3 separate regions of the Homo sapiens genome follow, and all the other regions are linked to region 1. A link is a contact called in ENCODE Hi-C or POLR2A ChIA-PET data. All regions are on one chromosome and are shown on one strand. The core of a region is the stretch at or near the end of the contact, and the rest is flanking DNA. Distances in the headings are between cores, read along the strand shown.

Region 1 (4,174 bases), core at 1,610-4,109:
CTTGGCTTCTTGAGTAGCTGGGATTACAGGTGTGCACCACCACACATGGCTAATTTTTTTTTTTTTTTTTTTTTTTTGAGACGGAGTCTCGCTCTGTCGCCCTGGCTGGAGTGCAGTGGTGTGATCTCGACTCACTGCAACCTCCGCCTCCCGGGTTCAAGCAATTCTCCTGCCTCAGCCTCCTGAGTAGTTGGGACTACAGGCACGTGCCACCACACTTGGCTAATTTTTAGTATTTTTAGTAGAGATGGGGTTTCACCAAGTTAGCCAGTATGGTCTCGATCTCCTGACCTCGTGATCCGCCTGCCTCGGCCTCTCAAAGTGCTGGGATTACAGGCGTGAGCCACGCGCCTTGCCAATTTTTGTATTTTTAGTGGAGATGGAGTTTCACCACATTGGGCAGGCTGGTCTAGAACTCCTGGACTCAAGTGATCCGCCCACCTCAGCCTCCCAAAGTGCTGGGATTACAGGCGTGAGCCACCATGCCTGGCAAAAGCAGGCTCTATTTTAAAAAATAGCCAGAACTACTTATTCTCTCCCTAAATCTCTCCTGTGCAACTCTCGTAGTGTAAGTGGAATTTGCTTATGTGTTTACCTCTCTTCCAAAAGGCATCTACAGACCTCTTAGCTGTGACTCAGGCTAACTTTTCAAAGTCCCTTTCACAGCAGCACCAGCAGGTGGTACCTAGAGTATTTCCATGATAGGACATCTCGTTTCTTTAATAAATCAGCCTGTTCTGTTGGTGGAAAGCTCCAGTGAATAATATATATATGTCTTCTTAAAACATTTTTATATACTATTTTTCACTTTATTATTTTGAGACAGGGTCTCACTCTGTCGGCCAGGCTGGAGTGCAGTGGTGCAATCAAAGCTCATTGTAGCCTCGACCTCCTAGACTCAAGCGATCCTCCCGTCTCAGCCTCCCAAGTAGCTGGGACTACAGGCATGTGCCACCACACCTGGCTCAAAATATATTTTTTCTAAATGATGAACGCAACCTTGCCTCCCTGTAACTTCTGCTTGTAGGATCTAGTTTTGCTTTCTGGAGTGGCACAGAACAAGTTGACCTTGTCAGCTGCACCAGAGCCCATGTAACTGGCAGGAACTCACCTGTCCTTTTCTGTTAAGAGTCACATTACACTCAATCTCTCACCAATTCTCTGTTGTTGGGATTCCTTACCAAGTATCCACAATTTGATAACATCTTTCACATCAATCACAGTTGCTCAGGTCAAATACATGGCATGTTTTATTGAGGGAATTTGTGAAGGCTGGCACATGATAGGCATTCAATAAATGGTAGGTACCATATTATAAATGAGGAAAAAGAAGTCAAACAAAAAGCCTACTTTGAAATACTGTCTCCTTATCCATGAGGGATTTTTCTTTTTTCTTTTTTTTTTTTGAGGTGGAGTCTCGCTCTGTTGCCCAGGCTGGAGTGCAGTGGTGCCATCTCGGCTCACTGCAACCTCTGCCTCCCAGGTTCAAGAAATTCTCCTGCCTCAGCCTCCCGAGTAGCTGGGATTACAAGCGTGTGACACCATGCCTGGCTAATTTTTATATTTTTAGTAGAGACGGGGCTTCGCCATGTTGGCCAGGGTGGTCTCGAATTCCTGACCTCAGGTGATCCGCCCACCTCGGACTCCCAAAGTGCTGGGATTACAGGCATGAGCCATTGCGCCTGGCCCCACGAGGGGTGTTTTTTAATAAATATTTGCACTCATATGAATTATACTAAGACTTGCTAAAATGTACCCAGTGACCCTTCCCTCCCAGCTTATCTTTCTATTGATGCTATTGCAAAGGGCAGGTCCCATCTGCAAATAAGGATAAGACAGCAGCAAACGGATTGGATCCAAACATCGCACTTCTGGCACTTTAGGACAAAGGGCTTTCTCTCCTCTTTGTTTCACCTGTGCAGGGCCTAGCATGAGATCCAAAATAGAATTCAAAAGGTAAGCCCACATGAGAACACGGTGTAATTATAGGGTTCCTGGGCTATACAAAAATGTGGGTTGTTGACAGTCTGTACAAGGTCTGGAGGAAGAATGAGTCCTGTTTTCAAGACTGGATGCTTTTATTTTCTGACTGCACTTTGAAAAAATCTTGTTTTGAGAGTGGGAGGAATCAGGAAGCGAAAGTACGTAAGAAACTTCATCTTTCCAGATGGCCAATCCAGAATGACCCCCCGCAAAACACACACATGTAAGACTCTGGTTTTCTGTTCTTTTTAACCCAATGTCACATGTATCACATGCAGGCATCACTAATTTCACAAAGTTCAGGCTCTCGCTTGGTAAGCTTAACTTACTTTCTCCTTCTTTGCAAGCTTAAAAAGATGCTAAGTTTTTTAGCCTCCGAAAGGAGTATCCCAGGTACTCGTCACCTGGGTAAACACACAGGCTTAGCAGGGAATTCTTCACCAGGCACGCTCATGAGACACAGTGTGTAAATAGCAGATCTGAAATTCTACCACCTGCAATTATCGAGGTGGCTTGGGCAAACTAGAATCTGTAGCCCTCTCTAGAACAGGGTCCTGGTGTTAATATTCAGAGCAACTGCCTCCCAGCGAGGACACTCACATAAACAAGGAGGATAGGAACTAGCGAACACCTGAAAATGTCCTCCCCATTGACTCTGATGGGACTGGCTGTTATTTTACATGAAGGAGCTCACATCCACATGCACAGCCCTCATCCTCCAGAACTTTCCACCACCTGCCCCCGCCAGGGTCTCCTCAAAGTGATTTAAAAAGTCAGTGAAACCTGCAAATTCTCCTAATCACACTCTCTGGAAGACCAGCCCTGCAGGTGTCACCGCCCACTCTATGCTGTCTCTCCCTCTTAACCACTGGACTATGACAGCAGCACATCACAGGGGAAAACAGCCACCAGCAGAGGGCAGTCACAACACCAGTGTGGCAGGAAATACCAGCTGAGGACTCATCACTTCCAGCTCCCAACCAGGCAGGGAGGTTACATGACACCAACTCCGACACAAAGAGGAGATCTGCCTTCGTGTCTCTCCGCTTTGCCCAGCAGGAACCACCATCATTCATTCAAGGAGAATTATCTCCAAATTCCCTTATTCCATCAAAAGTGGAGTTTTTATTAAGTGGTAGAGCTATGGAATCATGGAGCTTAAAGTCCCCAATCAATCAAACGGGCAGGCGGACATGCAGAGCATTGGAAAAACACAACTGAGGTCAAAATCTCTTGTTTCATAGGTATGTCTTTTCTGTGGTTCTATCCTTCTTGTGGTGGAGAGGGAGGACCATATATTTTGGCTAATAATTGACACTGAAACTGAATCAGTGCTTCTGGCTAGGCTAGTAGCCTAGTGCCAACCCTTACCAATCAAATTCTAGAGAATATGTAATATAAGCACTAATATTATTTATTTATTTATTTATTTATTTAGAGACAGAGTATCCCTCTGTCACCCTGGCTGGAATGCAGTGGTGCCATCTTGGCTCACCGCAACCACTGCCTCCCAGGTTCAAGTGGTTCTCCTGCCTAGGCCTCCCAAGTAGCTGTGATTACAGGTGCCCACCACCACGCCTAGCTAATTTTTTGTATTCTTAGTAGAAATGAGATTTTGCCATGTTGGCCAGGCTGGTCTTGAACTCCTGACCTCGAGTGATCCACCTACCTCGGCCTCCCAAAGTGTTAGGATTACAGGCGTGAGCCACCACGCCCGGCCATGATATTAATTTTTCCAGAAGCATGAAAAGCCTCCTTCTACAACATGGCACATAACCTATTTCCATCACATTCACTCCCTGCCACACTGATGAGATTTTTCTCAGTCGTTAGTGAGTGACCACATTGGTGTTAGACTTAATCACTCAGCCCATCACCTTCCACAACCAGGGTCAAACACAGTAGAGAATGAGGAACGCAGATGCAATTCCAGACTCTGTTTTAAATGCTGGTGATAAGAGGCGAAACAAAACAAAACAAAACAAAAGTTCTGCCTTTCAAAGACAAGGATGGTTGTGAGGATGGCAATGCGACATGAAGAAAGCAAGTGAGCTTTGCCAGACACGTTAAGACACCACGAAGGGGGGAGAAGTGAAAATCGGCCGGTTACCTCTCTCTGAATCCGGGAAGGCGTGAGGGAACAGAGCAGAAACAACACGTTAGCATTCACACGGCATCCCGCCAATAACAC
Region 2 (4,535 bases), core at 1,644-4,143, 1.1 Mb before region 1:
GCGAGACCCCGTTCTCCACAGAAAGGGGGGAAAAAAGACAAAAAAAAAAAAAAAAAAAAAAAAGAAAGAAATTACCAGACCTTTTTTTGGAGAGGGGGAATTGTCTTTTTGTGGTTTTTCTCTTGAGACAGAGTCACCCTCTGTCACCCAGGCTGGAGTGCAGTGGTGTGATCTCCGCTCACTGCAACCTCCGCCTCCTGGGTTCAAGCGATTCTCCTGCCTCAACCTCCCAAGTAGTTGGGACTACAGCGCACGCCACCACACCCAGCTAAGTTTTTGTATTTTAGTAGAGTCGGGGGTCTCACCATGTTGCCCAGGCTGGTCTCGAATTCCTGAGCTCAAGCGATCCGCCCGCCTCGGCCTCCCAAAGTGCTGGGATTACAGACATAAATCAGGGCGCCCGGCCTGGACCCTTCTAACTGGTCCCCCTTTGAGTATTCCAAGTTTCTTCACATTCCAAGATTAGGATTGGACAGTGATAATGTAAAGTGCTCAAAAAGTTTTTGCACTCTTCAAAATAATTTTTTTAAGTCTACTGGCACAAATACATATAGCATTGCGTGATTTACATTACACCAATAATTCCTTGTACCATGACCTACGTATATGGTTGAGTCCTCTTAGGACCACTAGGGGGCTCTGCTAGAAGGGTTTATATAATTTATGTCAGCCCACTTAGGGGAAATGTTTTGAGATGATATTTTCGAATTCTGAACTCTTAAAACTTGAGAGAGATAATCTAATCCAGTTTTCTCGTTTCGTAGATGAGGAAATAAAAGCTGGCAAGAGAACTGCCATGGGAGAGAACTGGAATTTTAAAATCTCCTCTTGGTTCCTGGGGCGGGAGTTTAAGAAATTCTCTTTTGCCTTGTGCCCCCACTGATTCGCCTCCATTGGCTATTTCCATGTTTGCCACCACAATTTTAATTACTTTTGGTAAAACCATGTATTTGTGATATTTTTATAATAGATATTTTACTGATTGGCTAGGTGAAGAAAGTGCATGAAGTATAAACTTCTGAAATGACACCCTTATTACTTATTCCAAAATGTTCTATTCAAAATGCTTCTCAGTACCAAACCATTATTACTATGCACCTTAGAAACCACTTTCTTTTTTAAAAATTATTATCTTTAGAGACAGGATTTCACCATAGGGCCCAGGTTGGTCTCAAACTCCTGGGCTCAAGTGATCTGCTCCCCCTCGGCCTTCCAAAGTGCTGGGATTACAGGCGTGAGCCACCGCGCCCGACCAGAAACCACTTTCTTTTGTTTGTTTGTTTTTTGTTTTTTTTTGAGACGGAGTCTCGCTCCGTTGCCCAGACTGGAGTGCAGTGGCGCAATCTCGCTCGCTGCAAGCTCCGCCTCCCGGGTTCACGCCATTCTCCTGCCTCAGCCTCCCGAGTAGCTGGGACTACAGGCGCCCGCCACCACGCCCAGCTATTTTTTTTATATTTTTTTAGTAGAGACGGGGTTTCACCGTGTTAGCCAGGATGGTCTTGATCTCCTGACCTCGTGATCCGCCCGCCTCCGCCTCCCAAAGTGCTGGGATTACAGGCGTGAGCCACCGCACCTGGCCCAGAAACCACTTTCAAACTTACTTTCCACTTAAAATATTTTATACTTTTTGTTTTGTTTTGTTTTGTTTGAGACAGAATCTTGCACTGTGGCCCAGGCTGGAGTGCAGTGGCGCGATCTCGCTCACTGCAACCTCCGACCCCCAGGTTCAAGCGATGTTCCTGCCTCAGCCTCCAGAATAGCTGGGATTACAGGTGCCTGCCACCACACCTGGCTGATTTTTGTATTTTTAGTAGAGATGGGGTTTCACCATGTTGGCCAGACTGGTCTCGGACTCCTGACCTCAAGCGATCCGCCGCGCCAGCAAAAACGTTTTAGTCTTATCTGTACTCATTTACTCATTCAATATTTATTGAGTGCCTACTATCACCAGGCACCTTTGAGGCCTAGGTTTACAGAAATAAGGCTCCCCCTCCCCCACCCCGAGTCCCCTGAAGGGTACTGTAATTGTTTCCATTTCTCCAATTTTCACTTTAATATATGTGAATTTTCACATGCTTCATTCAGTTCAGTGGTTCTCATAATGTGGTCCCGGAACCAGCACCAACAGCAGCAGCAACTGGGAGACTTGTTAGAAGCGCAGTCTTAGGCCCACCCTACACTCTAGGGATGGGCATAGGAGTGTGTGTGTGTGTGTGTGTGTGTGTGTGTGAGAGAGAGAGAGAGAGAGAGAGAGAGATTGTGTGTGTGTGTCAAGCTCGGTATTAAATAGGTCAAAGAGCAACATCTGGCTTCTAAACCCACCCTCAGGCCTCTCCACCGAGTACCTGTCTCAAACCCAATCTGATCCAACAATAACCAGCCTTAATTCAATAATCTGTGCTACCTGAGATGATGGGAATAATCGTGGTACTATAAATGTTGCAGAACAAAAACGACTGCAGTAGATTTTCTGGGGCTACACCAACTGAAAATGGGCCGGACCGAGATCCGGGAGAGCGTTTTCCTGCGCTAGACACGGCGTTCAGCCTCCGGGTTCCGGGTCTAGCTGAGTCAGGGCGGCGTTCCAGCCGAGTGCGGCGTCGGAAACCCGTTCGGTTGCGCCCGAACCTTCGGTCAGAGGCCAGCGCTGGAAGCCCAGACCACAGCACCCGGGTTTAAACAGGAGCGGAGGCGCCGGGAAGGGCCGGGGGGGCCGGCTAGGGCCGGCCAGCTTGGAAGCCGCACCCTCGCGGCCCCAGACGCCGGCAGGGCGGAGCCACGCGGCCGCAGCCCCAGCCGAGACGCGAGCTCGTGGCTCGGGCGTATGGGGGCTCCAACGGGAGCGGCTGCGCCGCCCGGCCGGGTCAACGTCGTGCGCATGCGCCGACCCGGCGCCATTTTGGTGGCCGGGCGCGGAGGTGATTCCACACTGAGGCGAGCGCGGCGGCCGGGGTGGTAGTGGCAGTGTTCGTGTGCTCAGGTCTGAATCGCCGAGGGAGGAGGCGGTGGAGGAAGAGGTGGCGGCGGTGGCGGTGGTCGTAGCGGTGGCGGAGGAGGCGGGTACGAATCAGCTGCGGGCGGAGACATGGCCAACATCGCGGTGCAGCGAATCAAGCGGGAGTTCAAGGAGGTGCTGAAGAGCGAGGAGGTCAGAAATGAACTCCCGGATATCCCCCACCTCTGCCTGGGGCGGGAGGGTCCTCCCAGCTGCGACCCCGATATCCCCGGTAGTCCCTGGGTGGTCCTCCTTGCGGCCGCCCTTCTGCCTGTGAGGAAGCAGCAGTGTTCCCCTCCTCCTTCCGCCGCCTTCCCCTCCCCTCCCAGAGCGCTAGGATGGACGGTCTCGCGGGCGGGTGGTCTGGGGTGGAACATGGTTTGGGGAGGTGATGGACAGGGGGCAACTCCTCGGAGGGATGGAAGCTCACAAGAGAACCCGAGGCGGTGGCCGCAGCTGGAAATGTGGCTGTGGGGTGGGGAGGGAGCAGGCCGAGCCTGAGAAAACCCGGGAAGTGGGTTGGGGGAAGGGGAAAGGTGGTAACTGGATCCCAAGAGCAGTGCTGCTCGAAGGCCCACACTTTTGAGGGTATTCGGGGTTATTGCCTGTCAGGCCTTCACTGTTCTTTTCTTGGGGAAGGAGCAGTGAGTCCTTAGGTATTGATTAAAAAGGAAGGACATTCAGAGTTAGTCCTTCTTAGTTGGGTGTTAGGAGTCAAAGGGAGACATAATAGAATACTGTCTTATTTGGTGGCAGGGGTAAGGGAATTTTCACCTGAGTTAGCAAGTTAATTCCAAATAAGATAATTATCTCTTTTCCACTTAACCCCCAAATTCCTAGGCCTCATCTTTATTGACATCTCAATCTTTTGAGTGGGCAAAGGCAAGGTGTTTGGTGTATTAAAGACATGTAAATATTTTTAGTTAGGAAACAAATAATGGAATGTATGAGTAGCTTATTTCAAAATATTGTTTACAAGTTACAGATCAGAGAGACTGTCTTAAGACAGTGCCTCTGTGACTCGTGTTGTGCCACGAAACTTCATTATGATGTCCCTCATAGTTAACTTGATTCTTACTTTTGAAAAGCAGACCTATTAAAAATGTGAAATTTCACCAGATTAATACATTGTTTCATCTCCTTATTGAGATTTATCACGACTTAACAGATTTTCAAAAAAGTTGCCTCCCGTTGCTCTTAAGTCCTGCAGAATTTAGATACATTTGTACTACGTTTATTTATGTAAGATATTCACAGTGCTCTAGTAATTTGACTCAAAATTATGCAAGTATTAGTACAGTTTCTCATACCAAGATCAACAAGAATGCCAGATTGTCTTCCCCACATGAATTAAACAAAAAGTAATACAGAAAATGATTATTTTCAAGATTCACATACCATTATTGAATATATCATTGCTATTTGTGTTTTTCTTTTACAGTTAGTACTTTAATAGTGTCAATAATAATTTGTGAAATTCAGCATTCTAAGTATGTGATGAGTATACATGGAGAAAAAATTATTTAAAATTCAAAAATGA
Region 3 (4,720 bases), core at 643-3,142, 1.4 Mb before region 1:
GCAACTGTAGATTTCCTATCTTAAAGAATTCGGAAGGTATGAAAATTCATCATTAGCCTACTTTTTAAAAGTTGTACCCATCTAGCCATGCATGGTGGCTCATGCCTGCAATCCCAGTACTATGGGAGGCCAAGGTGGGAGGATCACTTGAGCTCAGCCTGGACAAAATAGCGAGACCCCAGCCTTGATTAAAAAAAAAAAAAACCCAACAACAGAAAAAAACAAACATGTTGTACCCATCTGGTCTTTGCTCTCAGCTCTATCGCTTAAAGACCCACAGATGCCTATTTTTGCCAAGTTCTTGCGTATTACACCAAATAAAATACATGACCCATTCTCTGAAAGAGACACTTACGCTGTATAAAGCACAGGTTTGAGAAACCTCCCTTTCCAAAACAAGGAAGTCTGATACATCTGCTTACCAGTGTAACACCCTTGATCATGTTCTGTACATGACTACAAATAGTCCGAACGGTAGCCAGTTCCTTTCTGTTACCCCACCATTTGTCAACCCGGAGCTGTAACAGAACAAAAAATGTATTCTTTCCAGAAATATGCAGGCTTAAAAGACAACAGACCACTTACCGAATTACTTTAAGATTCTAGAATTAACCCTTATCAAAGCACATGGTTTTCAACTGGAAAAATCCAACCACCTATAAAACCTCCCAACAGTTAAGCTTTGTAGAAGTTGCAACAAACTTCCCTTCTGGAAAATTAAATCATCAGGTTTAAATGACCTACTGCCGGTTCCTGTGATTTTTACAAAGCAATCACTAGGAAAATAAACCAAACTTCTAACACCATTAAGACGTGTCACTGATGACCACTATTACATTTGAGCTTTATATAATTGGCTGTGTTCAGAATCTGGTTTTTCAATTTCACTGAACAGGCTGGTATTCTGGACAGCAACATTTAAAGCTGAAGCACTGAACCTTAATTCGAAAATTGTTAAAGCAACCAAATGTGATGCTGTTATAAACCACCTTCCAACGAGCAACTGAATTATCAGAAGAAAAACCCTCACCCTCTTTTTTTTCTTTCCAAGAAGGCTGAGTTCTACATTGATGTGATTGAAGTCCCTCCGCAGGGTTCCTCTGGGGCCCTTCACGATAACTGTGCGTCCCTTCAGAGTAATGTCGACTAGAAGAGAGAACACACTCGTCAGGCCACACAACGCTTGGAACGTGCAGTAAAGATGTAAGTAAAAGACATCAAGTCTCATACCATTTTCTGGAATGTCGACAGTCTGATTGCTGAGAATAGTCTTCATTCTGAAACACAAACACTGGGGGTGAGGCCGACGCAAGGCCCGTTTTTCCACCAAACTACGCCGCACAGAGCTCCACTCCTACTGGAGACTGCCAGGCGGAAGTTCCAGACAAGATGTCGGAGGACGGGAGACCGACAGCGGGCCCCAGTGTGTCCCAGCCTGGAAGGAGCAGCCCCAAAGCGAGAATTACGAGGCCCAGCAGTCGAACTCCCACTCAGCCCAACCCTGGAAGTCCTATGCGGGCGGTGCCATCCCGGCAAGACTGAGGGGCGGGAATAGGCCAAAAAGCCCACAACAGGATTCGCATCTGGCGCCGCCAGGCTCATATGGCGCTTGCCGAGCTGGGGGACAAACAGGACAAGGTTCCGAGAGTGGGAGCCGCGCCGCAGCCTTTCCCAGAGCAGATGGTTTCAGATTCCCAGTACCCCCACGAGCACAGAAACATCCTTACCTCGCAGTAGACGCAGCAAAGAAAGAACGTCTGTCGTCATTACGTACTTGTATCGCGTAAGGGGCCTGCGTATTGCGTCATGAGTGCGCGACGCACGTAAGGCTAAAGCAGCCAATCGTGGAGCAGCTTGGCTGCTTGTCATAAATGGAGCGACGTAATTTCGACCTGTCCTTTCCCGGGAGTTAGCGATCCCTCAACCCCTGCACTGCGCTAGTCCTAAAGAGGAAATGTCTCTACGCTGCGGGGATGCAGCCCGCACCCTGGGGCCCCGGGTGAGCGGCGGGGCGAACGGGTTTGGGCGTGGGGTGGGGGGATCCTATCCCTTCAGAGCGCCCATGCCCAATAATAAAGGCCAGTGCATTTACTGAACATTTACTACTAGCCAACGGCAGTTTTAAACGTTTTTCGTGTAATCTCATGTAATTATCCCGCCAGCCCCATGATATAGAGTCTCTGGCATCAGTTTGTTTGCAAGTCTCTCTGGGCCAGCACCGAGGACTTATTTTCTGCTTAGAGTGGTTTGTACCCTATATTTATGGAGCACTGCAGTGAGCACCCCACATAGCTATTCTGTCTTGGACTCTTACTGTGTGTGAGACACCACTCTAGCCGCAGAGAACACAAACCTGTCCGCTAGGCTTCAGCGGCAGACATTGAGAAGTGCAGTAGCAATCGTGCAACACCCTAACAGGCACTCTTTGAGTTGTCGAAGGTTCTTTTGAGATACATGTGCAGACTCGTGGATTTTGTAGTGTTTTGGCTATCTCATACACGTTTGTGTTCAGATGTAAAAGCCGAATACCATGATTTCTTATGTTCTTGACTGCCACGTTCAAACACAGAAACAATGTAACCTAGAAAGTAAAAACGTTCATCCTGGCCAACATGGTGAAACCCCGCCTCTATTAAAAATACAAAAATTAGCTGAGCGTGGTGGCGTGCGCCTGTAGTCCCAGCTACTCGCCAGGCTGAGGCAGGAGAATCGCTTGAACCCGCGAGGCGGAGGTTGCAGTGAGCCGAGATCGCGCAACTGCACTCCAACCTGGGCGACAGAGCGAGACTCCATCTCAAAAAAAAAAAAAGAAAAAGAAAGTAAAAACGTTAGGCTTGGTTTTAACCTTCCAGTTGTCTGAAACTAATTGGGCATTATTAACCTACGTTTCAACAATTATTCAAAGCTCGAGAGATTTATTGCACACTTCACTTTAAACGCCCCTGATTCAAGTCAGGACCAGAACAGTTTTAAACTGTGGCACCTTCTTCAGTTATTGCAGTTCAATCTTGTTGAAAGACAAACATCTAGTTCCTGGTAGGTGGAGTACATGAAAGTGTGATATATGTTAGTTCCAGAGATTTTCGGGCCGGGTGCGGTGGCTTACGCCTGTAATCCCAGCACTTTGGGAGGCCGAGGCAGGTGGATCACCTGAGGTCAGGAGATCGAGACCATCCTGGCTAACATGGTGAAACCCTGTCTCTACTAAAAATACAAAAAAATTAGCCGGGCGTGGTGGCGGGCGCCTGTAGTCCCAGCTACTCAGGAGGCTGAGGCAGGAGAATGGCGTGAACCCGGGAGGCGGAGCTTGCGGTGAGCCAAGATTGCGCCACTGCACTCCAGCCTGGGCAACAGAGCAAGACTCCGTCTCAAAAAAAAAAAAAAAAAAACAGATTTCCAAATCTATTCTAAACTCAGTAGTAAACAGTCAACTCTTACTCTCTTTTAGGTTTGGTTCCTTCAGTCATCTTTTATATTCTAATGCCCTAGAATACTAGAGCTCCTAGTTTGACATAATTTCTGAATCACTTTTTTGGCTTTACCCTTCCGTTTAGGTGTTATGATGGGTTAAAACTAAATTATTACGGACTCCACTAAATAAACGTCATAATTAACTCTTTCTTTAGGTATTTGGGAGATATTTTTGCAGCCCAGTCAGACCGTTAAGCTCCTTGCCAGATAAAAAAAAGGAACTCCTACAGAATGGACCAGACCTTCAAGATTTTGTATCTGGTGATCTTGCAGACAGGAGCACCTGGGATGAATATAAAGGAAACCTAAAACGCCAGAAAGGAGAAAGGTAATTGAAAATTTGAGATAATTTTAACGTCCCGTTCCTTTATTGTGCATTATTTTCAGATATAACCAAGCCCTAGAATCTGTTTTTAATATCAGACTTGTTAAATTTAGCTAAAAATCATTAGAAAGATGTGATAACAGAACTAGATAGAACAAGTAAGCAGATGAAATTTTTGGAATCTTTCTCTTTTCTCTTGCCCTTACTATGTTACACTGCCATCTCCCCATTTTCTACCCAGCATCCAACTTCTTCAGAGTAAAGATTACTGCTTTGCTACTAGTCTGTTAGATCTGGGTTAGTAGCTGTTGATGATCTAACTTGTGCTTCTCCTAGTCAATTTACATGTGACCTATGGATACCTTGCCTTAATTTAAAAGAATGATGGAATTTTATGTAGAAGGTAGATTGAGTTGAAAGATAACTTAATCCTGCTCCTTCTATATCACAAGTGGATGGAAGTCATGGAGAACCAAGGATACACAGTCTCCAGTCCAAATTTTAGATCTTTTTTCCATTGAGTAACCACTATAAAATCTAGAATGTAGAGCAGACAGTGCACAGTTGTGATCTTTCCTCAGTCTAAACAAGTAGAGTACTTTTTGGCAGTATCATTCATGAGGGATGAGATATTTGAAAACTTGCTCATTCTCTTATTAGAATAGTGTAACTCTGCCTTTGCAAAAAAGGTAGACGTGAGTATAGCGCCCTGTTACACTCCATTATTGGTGTTTTCTTTTTGTTTGTTTGTTCTTGAGACAGTCTTGCTCTGTCACCCAGGTTGGAGTGCAGTGGCACAATCTTGGCTCACTGCAAGCTCCGCCTCCTGGGTTCAAGGGATTCTTCTGCCTAAGCCTCCCAAGTAGCTGGGACTACAGGCGCCTGCCACCACGCCCGGCTAATTTTTGTATTTTTAGTAGAGAC

The links. A loop is a pair of places that touch in the nucleus more often than their neighbours do. ChIA-PET counts read pairs that join two places held with the same protein, here RNA polymerase II (POLR2A). Pooled maps may share reads with other maps.
Region 2: a loop to region 1 is called in a map of CD4-positive, alpha-beta memory T cell, with 19 times the contacts of the local background. The contact joins the promoter of UBE2K here to the enhancer-like site in region 1. A Hi-C loop is called at or near these places in 4 of 168 maps with a recorded cell type or tissue (CD4-positive, alpha-beta T cell, CD4-positive, alpha-beta memory T cell and naive thymus-derived CD4-positive, alpha-beta T cell) and 8 of 50 pooled maps.
Region 3: a loop to region 1 is called in a map of naive thymus-derived CD4-positive, alpha-beta T cell, with 4 times the contacts of the local background. The contact joins the promoter of LIAS here to the enhancer-like site in region 1. A Hi-C loop is called at or near these places in 2 of 168 maps with a recorded cell type or tissue (CD4-positive, alpha-beta memory T cell and naive thymus-derived CD4-positive, alpha-beta T cell) and 10 of 50 pooled maps. POLR2A ChIA-PET finds 5 or more read pairs at or near these places in 1 of 52 experiments (activated naive CD4-positive, alpha-beta T cell).

What each region holds. Positions count from the first base shown.
Region 1 is chr4:40,838,277-40,842,450 of GRCh38, forward strand. The region is part of intron 12 of APBB2 (amyloid beta precursor protein binding family B member 2); the gene reads right to left. Among named protein-coding and RNA genes, the nearest start is that of NSUN7, 90 kb to the left of the region's middle. RefSeq lists enhancers at 2,313-2,402, 2,423-2,522, 2,674-3,175. Within about 2 kb of position 2,860, at least 7 of the 41 ENCODE cell types and tissues checked have a DNase peak (open chromatin) inside an H3K27ac peak, as active enhancers do.
Region 2 is chr4:39,695,243-39,699,777 of GRCh38, forward strand. It overlaps UBE2K (ubiquitin conjugating enzyme E2 K), which reads left to right and starts at 2,894. Exons shown (of 7, transcript NM_005339.5): 1 at 2,894-3,148. The coding sequence starts at 3,086. RefSeq lists an enhancer at 2,448-2,507 and a silencer at 2,588-2,877.
Region 3 is chr4:39,457,164-39,461,883 of GRCh38, forward strand. LIAS (lipoic acid synthetase) reads left to right here and starts at 1,893. Exons shown (of 11, transcript NM_006859.4): 1 at 1,893-1,999; 2 at 3,627-3,799. The coding sequence starts at 1,955. RPL9 (ribosomal protein L9) reads right to left here and starts at 1,759. Exons shown (of 8, transcript NM_000661.5): 1 at 1,728-1,759; 2 at 1,231-1,277; 3 at 1,031-1,146; 4 at 423-518. The coding sequence starts at 1,276. RefSeq lists enhancers at 760-1,510, 1,706-2,000, 2,371-2,420 and a silencer at 1,941-1,990.